Linked DNA regions of Homo sapiens: region 2 is linked to region 1. A link is a contact called in ENCODE Hi-C or POLR2A ChIA-PET data. All regions are on one chromosome and are shown on one strand. Each heading gives the region's core, a stretch centred on a gene start or an enhancer-like site at or near the end of the contact. The rest is flanking DNA. Distances are from core to core; before and after follow the strand shown.

Region 1 (6,468 bases), core at 1,031-3,530:
ATGAGCCACTGTGCCCAGCCCCAACCCACCAAGTTGTTCTTAAAAATTCTGCTTCTTGGGTGTGGTGGCTCATGCCTGTAATCCCAGCACTTTGGGAGGCCGAGGTGGGCGGATCACGAGGTCAGGAGATGGAGACCATGCTGGCCAACATGGTGAAACCCCGTCTCTACTAAAATACAAAAAAAAAAAAAAATAGCTGGGTGTGGTGGTGCGCACCTGTAGTCTTAGCTACTCAGGAGGCTGAGGCAGGGGAATTGCTTAAACCTGGGAGGCAGAGATTGCAGTGAGCCGAGGACGCTCCACTGCATTCCAGCCTGGCGACAGAGCAAGACTCCGTCTAAAAAAAAAAACAAAACAAAAAACAAACATCAACTCTGCTCCCCGAATGCTTGGGGAGACTGATTTGAGTAATAAAACTCAGGTCTCCCACACAGCCAGCTCTGAGCGAATTACTCTTTCTCCATTGCAATTCCCCTGTCTTGATAAATCGGCTCTGTCTAGGCAGCGGGCAAGGTGAACCCCTTGGGTGGTTACAGAAGCAGAAGGGGAGAAACAATTTCCAAGCCCTGAACACACATGCAGAGTCGCACCCACAGTTGGCTTAATTTAACATGACACAAAAAACGTTCCTGGCTAAACCGCTGCATATTAATTTGGACAATTACTTTCAGCCAGTGGCGTGCTAGGGCCAGCTTATACTGGCTCCAGAGAGGCAATTGTTAAACACTCAGAATTTTAACAGCAGGTTGGTGTCTTGAAATCGGCCACTGTTGGAAGTATTTACACCAAGGAAATTGGCAAATGTTATGAACTAGGGCATTTGGGGTGGGAGAAAAGAGCCACTTTACCAGCATACTCCTGCCTTTAGCCCAACTCAGCATTTCCTCCACCCACAAACTCTCAGTTTTGTTTGGTCTATTTCCCTCACTTACGCTTTAGTAGAGGCCGTATAGTGCAGTTAAGAGGAGGGGCTATAGGGCCATACTATCCTTGTGCAAGTCTATACACTAGCAATGGGACCCTGAGCACACTGCTTAATATCTCTATGATTCCTTGTTCCCATCCCTATGACTAGAGCTGTTCATTGCACCTTCTCATAGGATTTTCATGGGGTTAAATGAGTTAATACATTCAAAGGACCTAGAGCAGTGCCTGGAGAAAAAGGAGCTCCACAAGTATTAGCTATCATCATTCTAAAACTGAAATTTCAGTTAGTTCTCTTATTTTACTTTTGTGGTTAGAAGATGCAAATATCTACTCACCAGTTTAAACCCTGCACTGCTTGCTGAATATAAATATCCCCAATGCCTCACTTTTGGGTGAGTAATACCAGGTCAACTCACGCCTTCTTCCTCTCAAAAAAAAAAAAAAAGGAATAGCAGTGATACATGGTAAAAAGCCTACTCATACTATGATTCCAAAATGTGGGTATTGGTTTTGCATCTCATTTCCAGAATTAGAAAAAGTCTCCTCTGTATTTAGTTTTTATAAGTTCTCCTTTTTTTTTTTCCCATTTCAGTTTTAAGATGCGCTGTATTTTTCTTATTTTCAGGGTCCCGAAATCAGGATGGGTGTTTCAGTTGATGCATGCGTTTGATGTGGTTGTGTTTCTTTTCCTCCGCCTAAAAGCAGTTATTAAAATGATGGCGTTTGCAGATCTAGATTTGAAAGAAAAGAATAATGGTGCATCTTGCAATCAATAGTGTTTTAGAATCCAGGAAACACAGTAATAATACTCAACGAAAAAGTCAGTTCTAGGATGCCAGCTTCCGCATCCAGTGTCTTGTCCCCAGGAGCACGATGTTCCAAGGGTGGGGCTGTGTCCTGTTGTGCCTGCTGCAGCCATGCTTTCTTTCCTTTAGGATCAGTGTTGGTGGGGGCTTGGCCCAGGATTGGATGGTATCTTGTTTTGTTTTTTTGAGATAGAGTTTCACTCTCTCGCCCGGGCTGGAGTGCAGTGATCGCAGCCCACTACAGCCTCGAATTCCTGGGCTCAAGTGCCCTCCTGCCATGGCCTCCCAGTTCTGGGACTACAGGCATTAGCCCCTGTACCCAGCCATGGATGTTTTTTAAGTGTGCAAAGATTCCTCCTCATTCTTCAATTAAAAGCATAGTGAACCATCTGCTGGGCTGGGATTGGACTATGAGAGAGAAAAGCACTAAGACAAGCTGAAAACACAGGTGAAAGTAGCAAGCAGGCTCCCAAATAAAGAGCAGGCCCAGCTCTGCCAGTCAGCACGCGCACACACACACACACACACACACACACACACACACACGTTATGTTTTTGAGTCACGCCCCTTCCTTGTTCCACATGATTGGTCTACACTTCACACTTCCCCTATAATCTCAGTTTCTTTCACCTGGTTTCTTGCCCAAACAGCTTGTTGGGTTTAAGAAGGAGAAATCTATAAAAGAATTGAAGTCTCTTCAGGGAAGGGCCTAGCAGAGCAATTCTGGCTGTGGCAACTCCCCTGGGGTGGCTCCTCCCTAGCCATCTCCTGAGCACACAAGCAAGGACCCTTTCCTCTCAGCTGTCACTCTGGACATGTGTAATGATCCCAATACAGGAGACTCTGAGCCGCAGCCCCTAGGCCCACCTTACGTGTGAGAACTCTCCTGTGTGAGGCCGAGGCAAAGCTGCACGGGATCCTGAGAGAGCAGCAGCCAGAGCAGAAGCTGCAGGAGAGACTGGCACATGGAAGCCAGCCTGTCTCCACAGCCCATGTTCTTGTTTTGTTCTAACTCTACGTGCTTTGGTCGGTTTCCCCTACAACACAGCAGCAGCAGGTGGGCGCACAATGCAGGGACCGGCCCACCCTGACATGGCTGTGTTTGGCAGCCCTGCACACCCCCTTTTCTTTTTTTGCAGGAGTCAGGAGACTGGGGTGGAAGAGGTGGAGACCCAGTCATATCAGGCAAGGGAGGTCTGCACTGCGCTGCAGCCAGAAGGCTAACAGATCACATCCCCACTGTCCCTTCCCAGCTCTGCTCTCCTGCTCTGTGGAGCAGGCCTGGCTGGATACCCCACATGCTACTGCTCTGCATCCACCCCACCCCCACATTCACACTGAAGCCACAGTCCCCAGGCTTACTCCCAGCCAGTGCTGAGCAGGGGTGCAGGGGGTGGGCACTAAGCAGGCCATTTCTGCAAGATCCAGGACTCCTCCAAAGGGCAGCTTTGGCCCAGAGACTCCTCCTCCACCCAGCTGAACCTTTCTCAGAGCCGGGCTGCAGCCTAAGTCTCCCTACCTGTGCAGTAAAGAATTGAACCTTGCCCCTCAAAGAGGTCTAGTCTTTACCCTTGGCCCCCGGGAGGTCATCTTTGTTTGCCTGGGGGTCTTAGGCTGGCCAGATAGTAACAGTGTGACTTAGGGTGGGGAGTAGCCACACCAGAAAAGCCAACATTATGATTTGCATGGGGCTTGGGGTCACCAAGGTACCAACCAGGGCTCGAGTAAGCTTCCCTGCAGGGCACCCTTCAGATCCCCATCTCCTCACAGATACCTTGTTTATAAACCTCCACTAGCAGGATTCTGGAATTAAACACAGTAGCAGTTGATTGGCCCTTTGCAAATGAATTGAAATGGACCAATAAAAATGGAGAAATACACATACTCAGCAAATTATAGTAACATAGGCTTCATCCATCTACAAGTAAGAGAAAATGGCTGGGCACAGTGGCTCACACCTGTAATCCCAGCACTTTGGGAGGTCGACGCAGGTGGATCACATGAGGTCAGGAGTTCGAGACCAGCCTGGCTAACATGGTGAAACCCTATCTCTTAAAAATACAAAAAATTGGCCAGGCGTGGTGGCGCATGCCTGTAGTCCCAGTTACTTGGGAGGCTGAGGCAGGAGAATCACCTGAACCGGGGAGACAGAGATTGCAGTTAGCCGAGGTCGTGTTACTGCACTCCAGCCTGGGCAACAGAACAAGACTCCGTCTTGAAAAAACAGAAAAGAAAAAGAAAATGCAGCACGGATAGGTTACACAAGAAACAGAAATGAGCCAGAAAAACACTCCCAGTCCTTGCCAAGTTGGCAGTAAGCAGGGTGGCCGGCTCCCTCTCCCAAATCCATGCTGGAGAGACCATAGAGGGAAACAGGGATTCCAGGAACCAACAACCACAGCAGTAGCAACAAAACGTGTGAACCCCCTGGGGAGATGTCTCAGACCAGGATCTGGCCTTGGACACTTTCATATATGCACATGATACCAGAGTGAGCAGCCAGTGGCTTAGGGATGAGATGCTCTAAGTGGGGCATTGTCACTCCCTCAGAAGACAAATAGCAAACCCCATGAGCCATAAGTGTATCCAAAGCAGGACTGAACAGACAGACCAAGAATGTAAGACAAGCCCCATACGTATAATTAAGGCGCTAAGACAAAACAGAGTAAGTAGAAATATTGTGTCCAGAATTTATTACTTCCGGTGGGTTCTTGGTCTCACTGACTTCAAGAATGAAGCCACAGACCCTCGCGGTGATTATTATAGTTCTTAAAGATGGTGTGTCCGGAGTTTTTTCCTTCAGATGTTCAGATGTGTCCAGAATTTCTTCCTTCCGGTGGGTTTATGGTCTCGCTGACTTCAGGAGTGAAGCTGCAGACCTTCGCAGTGAGTGTTACAGCTCTTAAAGGCAGCGTGTCAGGAGTTGTTTGTTCCTCCCTCCCAGTGGGTTCATGGTCTTGTTGACTTCAGGAGTGAAGCCGCAGACCTCCGCAGTGAGTGTTACAGCTCATAAAAGTAGTGCGGACCCAAAGAATGAGAAGCAAAAAGATTTATTGTGAAGAGCGAAAGAACAAAGCTTCTACAGCATGGAAGGACACCTGAGCTGGTTGCCGCTGCTGGCTGGGGTGGCCAGCTTTTATTCCCTTATTTGGCCCCGCCCACATCCTGCTGATTGTTTTACCAAGTGCTGATTGGTCCATTTTACAGAGTGCTGATTGGTCCATTTTTACAGAGCGCTGATTGGTGCATTTACAATCCTTTAGCTAGACACAGAGTGCTCATTGGTGCATTTACAATCCTTTAGCCATACAGAAAAGTTCTCCAAGTTCCCACTTGACCCAGGAAGTCCAGCTAGCTTCACCTCTCAATATTAGGCACAAGAAAAGTAAAAACAGTCAGTGTGTAGCTCAAGTCTATAATCCCAGCAATTTGGGAGGCTGAGGCGGCAGGATTGCTTGGGCCCAGGGGTTTGAGACCAGCTTGGGCAACATGGCAAAACCCTGTCTCTACAAAAAATACAAAAATTAGCCAGGACTGGTGGTGAGCACCTATAGTTCCAGCTACCTGGAAGGCTGAGGTGGGAAGATGACTTGAGCTTGGGTGGTTGAGGCTGCAGTGAGCCAAGATTGCACCACTACCTCTAGCCTGGGCGACAGAACCAGACCCTGTCTCAAAAAAACAAAAACCAAAAGGGGCAGCAGGAAACTTTTGGGGTTAATGGATAAGCTGATGACATTGATAGTGATGATGGTTTGATGGTTTCATGGCATATGCTACTCCCCAAACACATCAAATTGCATGCATTAAATATCTATGTCTTTTTGTACGTCAATAATAACTCAATAAAGAGGTTTTAAAAAAGATTAGGTTACTCTTATTTGCCTTTGGGCTTTTGGTCAAGGACAAAGGTCTCTAATTAGGTATAATATTGTACTTCAAATAAGTGAACACAAACTCTTTTCTATCCTCCAGGTACCATGGACTAAATCTTCAAGCATTAAGAAACAGCATTCATTCCCACTCATTTCCACACCAGCCTTTGATTCGATGCAGATACATATTATAGTAGCATGCCTTACCTACAGCATTATGTGTATTTGCTGTCACAATAAAGTATATCTTGTCTTGCAAATTAAAAACACACACACGGCTGGGCGTGGTGGCTCATGCCTGTAATCCCAGAACTTTGGGAGGCTGAGGTGGGTGGATCACGAGGTCAGGAGATCAAGACCATCCTGGCTAACACGGTGAAACGCCATCTCTACTAAAAATACAAAAAATTAGCCAGGCGTGGTAGCGGGCGCCTGTAGTCCCAGCTACTCAAAGAAAAAAAAAAAAAAACCAACAAAAAAAAAACCCGAAAACACACACATGCAAGCTCTAATAGTGAATGAAGGGCATAGTTCTAGGCTGGGACTAAAAGGAGATCTACTATAGAACAAAGAAAAGTAGAATTTCTCCTTTGTTTTCTCTTTTACTCGTTATTTCAGAGGTAGACACTGAAGCCACACTCGTGACCCCACTTACTTCTCCCACCCCAAGTTTGGGGGGTTTCTTTCAGAGCTTTTTCATAAAATGGGTTAATGGAGAGGCTGGGATCCCACATCTCTGGGCCCCCCTTCTCTCTGGGCTCCAGGACACTGAACCTGCAACTTGGATGACCCCCGTCCTTCCCACCTGGCCCTTTGACCCAAAGATTTCCAGGGGAATTTCTCCATTCTGATGTCCTACAGG
Region 2 (6,468 bases), core at 2,250-4,749, 3.1 Mb before region 1:
TTTGTATAAAGTAACTTCTGTCTCAACTCAACTTTATATATGAGAGAATGCTTACTCCCAAAGCTTCTTTGCATTGCCCTCTTAACTGTATGCTGCTTACAGAGGTGCACCTGTATAGGAAATGGCACCTCATATAGTGTCACATAGACCTTGAGTCCCATTTTTAATGCCTTCCCACAAGGAAAAATAGGGAGAAAAATTAAGATCTTTAAAAAAGAAATACGGGGTATAGATTCATAGACCACCCAGTAGGTCCTCCTTTCACAGCCAGCAAGGCATATAAGCTAGAGAAAAGAGATAGAGGGGAACCAGTTAAAGATGGGATGAACTGCTAAGGCAGAAGGCTGGGAATCAATGTCATTTTGGTCAGAAGGCAGAGGCTCCTGGCCAGGAAAATCCAACCAACACACACACAACACACACACTAATGAAAATAGATGACTTATTTCCACTAAGTATTTAAAAAGTAGCTTAAGGCAGCAAATACCTTGAGTTAAGAGAGAATAAGCAGAATTAACTGGTCATTAGTCAGAGGATTGAGCCAACTGAGCCCAACTCTCTGCCAGTCTATGTGCCCAATGCAGACCCTCTGCCTTCAGCTGACTCATCTTTCTTTAGCTAGGCTATGACTAGACTATACCCAGGCTACACCTACCCTCTGCTCAAGCTTAATGTTCCTGGCCTTTAAGGGACAATGTATATGTCAATTCTAACTTACTCTACATTGAAGGTTAGAAATATCTTTGGTGGGGTGGAAGGGGAGGGGGCCCCATGAGTAGCCATTTTGTATACTGGAGCCTTCCATGAGTACTAGAATGTACAGGTGAAGAGAAAATTGGATAGCACTGGAGACCTGAGTGGGAAATGGCCAGGCCTGAAGACACAGCCTTTGATAGAAACAGCTCATTTTACCTGACTTTTGGTGGGGGACAAAGAAGAGGGAGTTTGTGGTCAGCCAGGGATAGAATAGGTTGGAATGTGATATCTGGTCCTGTTTGGTCAGCAGAAGAGATATTCATGATCAGCAAAATAATTATTCGATATTTAAAAGTCAGATTTTTTAAGGACCCAAGAATCTGACAAACGCCATCACTGAGATTTCTGTGGGGGCAGCTGAGAGGCAAATTTTGTAATCCCCATTTTCCACCAAGTGAACTGGAGTCACCTAAGACCAATAGTACAGATGAGATAAGGGCATGCAGGCTTCCCTGCCTGCTCTCCTTCCTAAGGCAACATGGGACACAGGAGAAGAGAGAGAAACTCTCAGCTCAGATCTACTGACAGGTGACTTCTCCAGGCCTTAATGTCATGGTCTAGAGAATTCCACCTATAAAAGTAATAAACAAATAAATCTAATATCCAGAAATACACTGAAAGATGGTCAAGATGCTACACTGTAACAAGATCAATCTTGTGATAAAAGTCTTTTCAGACTCTGCTAATAAATACCATAAATCAAGTAGGTCAATGGCTTCCGCTTCTATGAAAGTCAAGTATGTGAGGCAATCTTATATGAATTTTGACAAATTTTTGGTGGTTTTCAGTGGCTCTTGATAACATGTGGTTATCATTTCCGGCGCCCACGGGAAGTTTTGAAACTAAATTTTTCATGGAACTCATGTCTCTGTGCAACAGAGTTGAAGGGGTAGGCTGGGCTAGAGGATTCACGAAGCAACCTCAGGCATCTCAGGGGCATTTCTAGCCCATAAAAACACCTGCTTCCTCCTCCCGCCCACTCCCTGGCAGAAACCTGCCACAATCTAACACACATCAGGAAGTTTCAAAATCACTTTAACTGGGCCAGGATGGCGAGGTGCAGTGATAGTCCGTCCTGATACTTCTAGCTCTCAAGTAAACAGCAGCCCCTGGATAATCTGGGTGGCCAGAGAGAGACGCAAGAAGAGAATGTGGGTGCTGAGTCTACTCACCAACCCGCCTGGCACTAAATCCAATGCTTTCAAAGTGACGAGGCTCTGCCTTTCATCAGCTCTGAAGGCACAGTTAATCTTTTTTTCCTTTTTGTACTAAAAATGGTCTCTCTGCTTAAGGCACAGCTTTAAAAATGTTACTTTTGTATCTGAAGTGATCCTAATTGCCATATATGACAGTGACCTAGCCTTTCTATCCAAACAGAGGCCTGGGATAAGTCAGAAATTCAAGTTTTAATCCTGGCTCTGTTAAGGGTTACTGAATGCCTTGCTTTTAAGGAGACAGAGACCGGAACTTTCCTGTGAGAAATTGTTCAGGTCCATTGAGTCCTTTCATCACTAAGGTTTGAGAGAAAGGCCTGGAGTGGTTTTCCCCATGCTGTCCTCCTGCTCCCCAACCATGACGGTGTCTGCCCCAACCTGTCTGCTGTGGTAGGAGCTGGAGGTGAGAAGGAGACAAGAGGAAGAAAGAGAATAAGGAAAGCAATGAGGGCAAGAGGCAGAAGGAAGAGAGTGAGAACAGGGTAGGTCCAGAAAGGCCACGCTCCCAGACGCATGCCTCTCCCCATCCCAAACCCTTCCTGTCCACATCCAGCTTTGTATAGAGATACCCAATATTTGTTACGGAGTTTGAGCGTCACAAAAACAAATGTGGTTTTAGTATTTGCTGGCTTAGTTTTGCCATGCTCTGGAAAATCAAAAATCATTCCACGATTAAAAAAAAAAAACACAAAAATAAACTTTTATCTTAGCTTCAGCTCAGAAAATATCAACTGTCAGTTCTAGAATAAAAGCTGATAAGGTTTCAATATTCCAGCCTGCCATTTCCATCTTGAAGGACTGCACAACAATTGTTTTCTGGGAAATTCTGAAAGGCTGTGGGGAATTTTTCTTGTGAAATATTTGTGGAGAAGAGGCCAAACTTCAATTTGGCTTGAAGAAAACATGGGTGTGGGAGTCAGGCAGACTTTTATTTCTGGCACTGTCACTAACCTGCTGTGCAATTCTGGGAAATTCTCCTAACCTCTCTGTACCTAAAAGTGTTGAGTCCACAAAAGATATGCAGAGAATGAATGTATAACAACTGTTAATGTAGCAGTCTGCTTAGAATAAATGTTTCATATATTTCACCCACATTAGGATGAGTGCTGTACTCAAAATTCCACCTTTGCATTGCTTATCTTCAACCTTAAGAAATCCATCCTACACAGAACCAATGGCAGTGGCCAAGGAAAAGGGGATGAAGGAGCAACTTGAAATAATTTGTGTTTATGGTGAGAATGCTTCCAATCTTAATAAGTTCATACCTCTTATTATCAGCCCTGAGGAAAACTGTCTTCTGTAGATTTCACTGTGAAATCCACAGGCAAAGCTAGAGAAACACTCTGCCTAGTAGGGGAGCCCCTAAAGAAGAGAGTGGCTCAGTCTGAGGGAATGCAGAAGGAGGAGGTGAAAAAAAATCTCCTCAGCTTTGCACAAGCACACACTCGCTCAATCACAGAGGGGGCTGACGCAAGTAGTGCTTCCGTGCTACTTTTGACCACTGAGTTCAGAAAAATGCATTGAAGTAGAATTGTGTCTGCCATTTGGCAAAAGTAAACACACAAGATAACCATGTGGCTCCCTAAGGCAGCTTTCTCTTTGGCCTACTTCTCTTGGGGTGCACATGCAAGGGGATGCAGTGGAAACTGTGGGCCGGCAGCTACCGTGCCATAGACATAGGTGTGGAGAGCTATGGTTCCACTGCTGGCTGCCCCACTGGCCCCAATGGGCTGAGGTTAGCACGTGTTGGTTCCGGATCTCAGATGGGGCCGGCAGTTGTAAAGAGGCCACAAACAGCAAGCTAGTGTGCTGTTTCCACCTTCAGCCCAACCCCGACGGCATCCTGTCAGTGATCTTGGGCCCACTGCAGGAAATAACATGCACAATTGGTGAACTGTGACAATGCAGCCACAGTGGCTTCCAGTGGTGTATTCGCCAACTGTGTGCAATTTTGCAGTTAGTATGAGGCCAAAAAAGTCTCTGGCCAGCTAGAACCTGGAAGAGAACAAGGCCAATGGTCAGATGACTCTGAGGTTCACATGGATGTGGAAGAAACTATCCTACCAGCCTTCTGCTGCACTGTACGTGTCCTGTGGCCAAGTTGCTTTGGTGTGTAGTTGGGTATCCTTGCCTGCTACCTGATCACTGCCCACTGAGTCCCATAGAAAGGCAGAGGAGGTGAATTTCCAGCAGCTCCCCGAGTTTCTGCTGACCTTTTTAGGTGTTTTTATTACCTGTGGTGCTTTCTATTCATGTGTACTCCTGGGCTCTGGGGATTCCCCTCCCTTTGATTTACAAGGAGGATTAGAAAGACACAGCTTTGTGATCGGTCCCTCACAGACGGCTGGTATTAAGTGATTTCCCCTTCTTAGACTCATTTGAGGCCAAGAAAACAGTTCTGTTGAATCACTTGCTCCTTGGAGGTATGAAAATAGGGCACTTGGGGGAGTCCAACCTGATAAATACCAACATTGATACCCTTCAGCCTCAGCTACACTTCCAGTGGCATATAGTAGAGCGGAGTTGAAGCAGAGGAGTCTCGGGTCCCCCCCAGCCTCTGAGAAACCTCCAGTGGAGAGTAAGCAACTCTGGGCTTACTGCTTGTATTTCTGTGCCACCAGCACAAATGGCATCCTAACCACCAAGGGCTCTCCAAACTCACTGCCTGGAGAGGTGCAACCAATTCTATCTCCAGAGTGAATCTGTAGCATAAAATGGGAGCAAAGGCCACTCACTATGTATTGAAACAGAGGTCACAAGGTCTGCCTAGGAACAAATTTCCAAGTTAGCCACCTCATCAGATATGCTCTTGAACAAAAGTTATTTATTTGATGTCCTCAAGGAAGGGATATTGTGTAAGGTGTTATTTTTAAAAGGAGGGGTGGGGGCAGCTGAAGCAATGCTGTCTGTGTCTGTACTTAAAGAAATGACATCAATATAGACACACAATAATAACCTACAATTAAACAGACTCAACACAGGAGACACACATAAGAAGAACAAGTCCAGAACAAATATATTGAAATGGCTAAATATTTACATGGTAAGTAGGGGCAGGCTTCCTCCCACGGTGATGCCCTTGGAGTGGAGATCTTCTATCATGGTTACTAACATTCAAACTCCCAATCATGTGGTACAAGCCCGTTAAAAAGGATGTCCTGAGGCTGGGCATGGTGGCTCATGCCTGTAATCCCAGCATTTTGGGAGGCCGAGGCAGGTGGACCACCTGAGATCAGGAGTTCAAGACCAGCCTGGCCAACATGGTGAAACCCTGTCTCTACTAAAACTACAAAAAATTAGTCAGGCGTTGTGGTGCGTGCCTGTAATCCCAGCTACTGGGGAGGCTGAGGCAGGAGAATCGCTTGAACCCAGGAGGTGGAGGTTACAGTGAGCTAAGGTCACGCCATTGCACTCCAGCCTAGGCAACAAGAGCAAAACTCCATCTCAAAAGAAAAAAAAAAAAAAAAGGATGTCCTGGCCAAAGGCAGATCACACTTGAGGCACAAGCCCTACTGCCAGATGCCAAACAGGTTTTTAGTCTCTGATACTGGCTTGGAAATGGCCTCCTGGAACACTGTCCAAATGGGAAACGTGAGGCTTTCAGGACTCAAGAGTCGCTAGAGAGGAAGGTGAGGCATATATGCTGTGCACTGGCTAAACCTGCCCAGTACAACTGCATGTGGGTGCTAGACCATAGTTTTTCTCCCTCATTTTCAGGTAGCTATTTGTCGCCTCTCATATGACATCATTAATAAGAATAACCATGTCATTTTACACGTATATGGTACTTTATACTTTTCAGGGTATGTTCACAGAATGGTCTTAGCTGATCCTCAATGCAGAGTGAGGGGAGCTGGGAAGTGACTGAAGCAGCTGTCCTGGGTTAGGAGGGTGGACTCTGGAGTCAGATCCCCTGGGCTTCCAGCTCAGCTCCACTGCCTACTAGTTGTAGATTATTTATTCCACACCTACTCAGGTAGATTAGTTAATGTCTCTGTGCCTCACTTTCTTCAACTGTATAATTGGCATAGCAATCTTACCTATTTAAGGATAAATGAGTTAGCATATAAAGCACTTAAGACAGTGCCTAACACATATTAATATTATCCTTTTACTTATTATTCTATTGCGTTCAATTATTCCAATAGGAAAACCAAGGCTTATAACATTCTCGTTCTAATTTCTCTATTTCTCATGGTTTACCCACCCCAAATGCCCCAGTCTGAAATAGCCTCCTTTACTCTGTAAGTTTCCATCTTTGAGGGGCCAGTTCAAATCCTACCTTTTCCATGATATCTTTGCTAACTATTCTAGCCCTAACTTTTCTCTCACTTCTTAATACTCATACTTTACTTCTTTTTCTTCTATTTTTTTTTTCATTTTTTTTTGAGACAGGCTCTTGCTCTGCCATCCAGACTAAACTGCAGTAGTGCAATCACGGCTCACTGCAGCCTTGAACTCCTGAGCTCAAGCGTTCCTCCCACCTCAGACACAAGAG

Evidence for each region. A loop is a pair of places that touch in the nucleus more often than their neighbours do. ChIA-PET counts read pairs that join two places held with the same protein, here RNA polymerase II (POLR2A). Pooled maps may share reads with other maps.
Region 2: a pooled map shows a loop between it and region 1 (2.7-fold over the local background). The contact joins two enhancer-like sites. A Hi-C loop is called at or near these places in 1 of 37 single-sample maps with no recorded cell type and 1 of 50 pooled maps. POLR2A ChIA-PET finds 5 or more read pairs at or near these places in 1 of 52 experiments (T-cell).

Annotation. Positions count from the first base shown.
Region 1 is chr14:65,201,408-65,207,875 of GRCh38, reverse strand. No RefSeq gene overlaps it. Among named protein-coding and RNA genes, the nearest start is that of LINC02324, 18 kb to the left of the region's middle. RefSeq lists an enhancer at 2,735-2,844. Within about 2 kb of position 2,280, at least 7 of the 41 ENCODE cell types and tissues checked have a DNase peak (open chromatin) inside an H3K27ac peak, as active enhancers do.
Region 2 is chr14:68,280,947-68,287,414 of GRCh38, reverse strand. All of the region lies in intron 7 of RAD51B (RAD51 paralog B), which reads right to left. Among named protein-coding and RNA genes, the nearest start is that of RAD51B-AS1, 400 kb to the left of the region's middle. RefSeq lists enhancers at 1,875-1,924, 2,085-2,144, 2,195-2,244, 3,981-4,050. Within about 2 kb of position 3,499, at least 18 of the 41 ENCODE cell types and tissues checked have a DNase peak (open chromatin) inside an H3K27ac peak, as active enhancers do.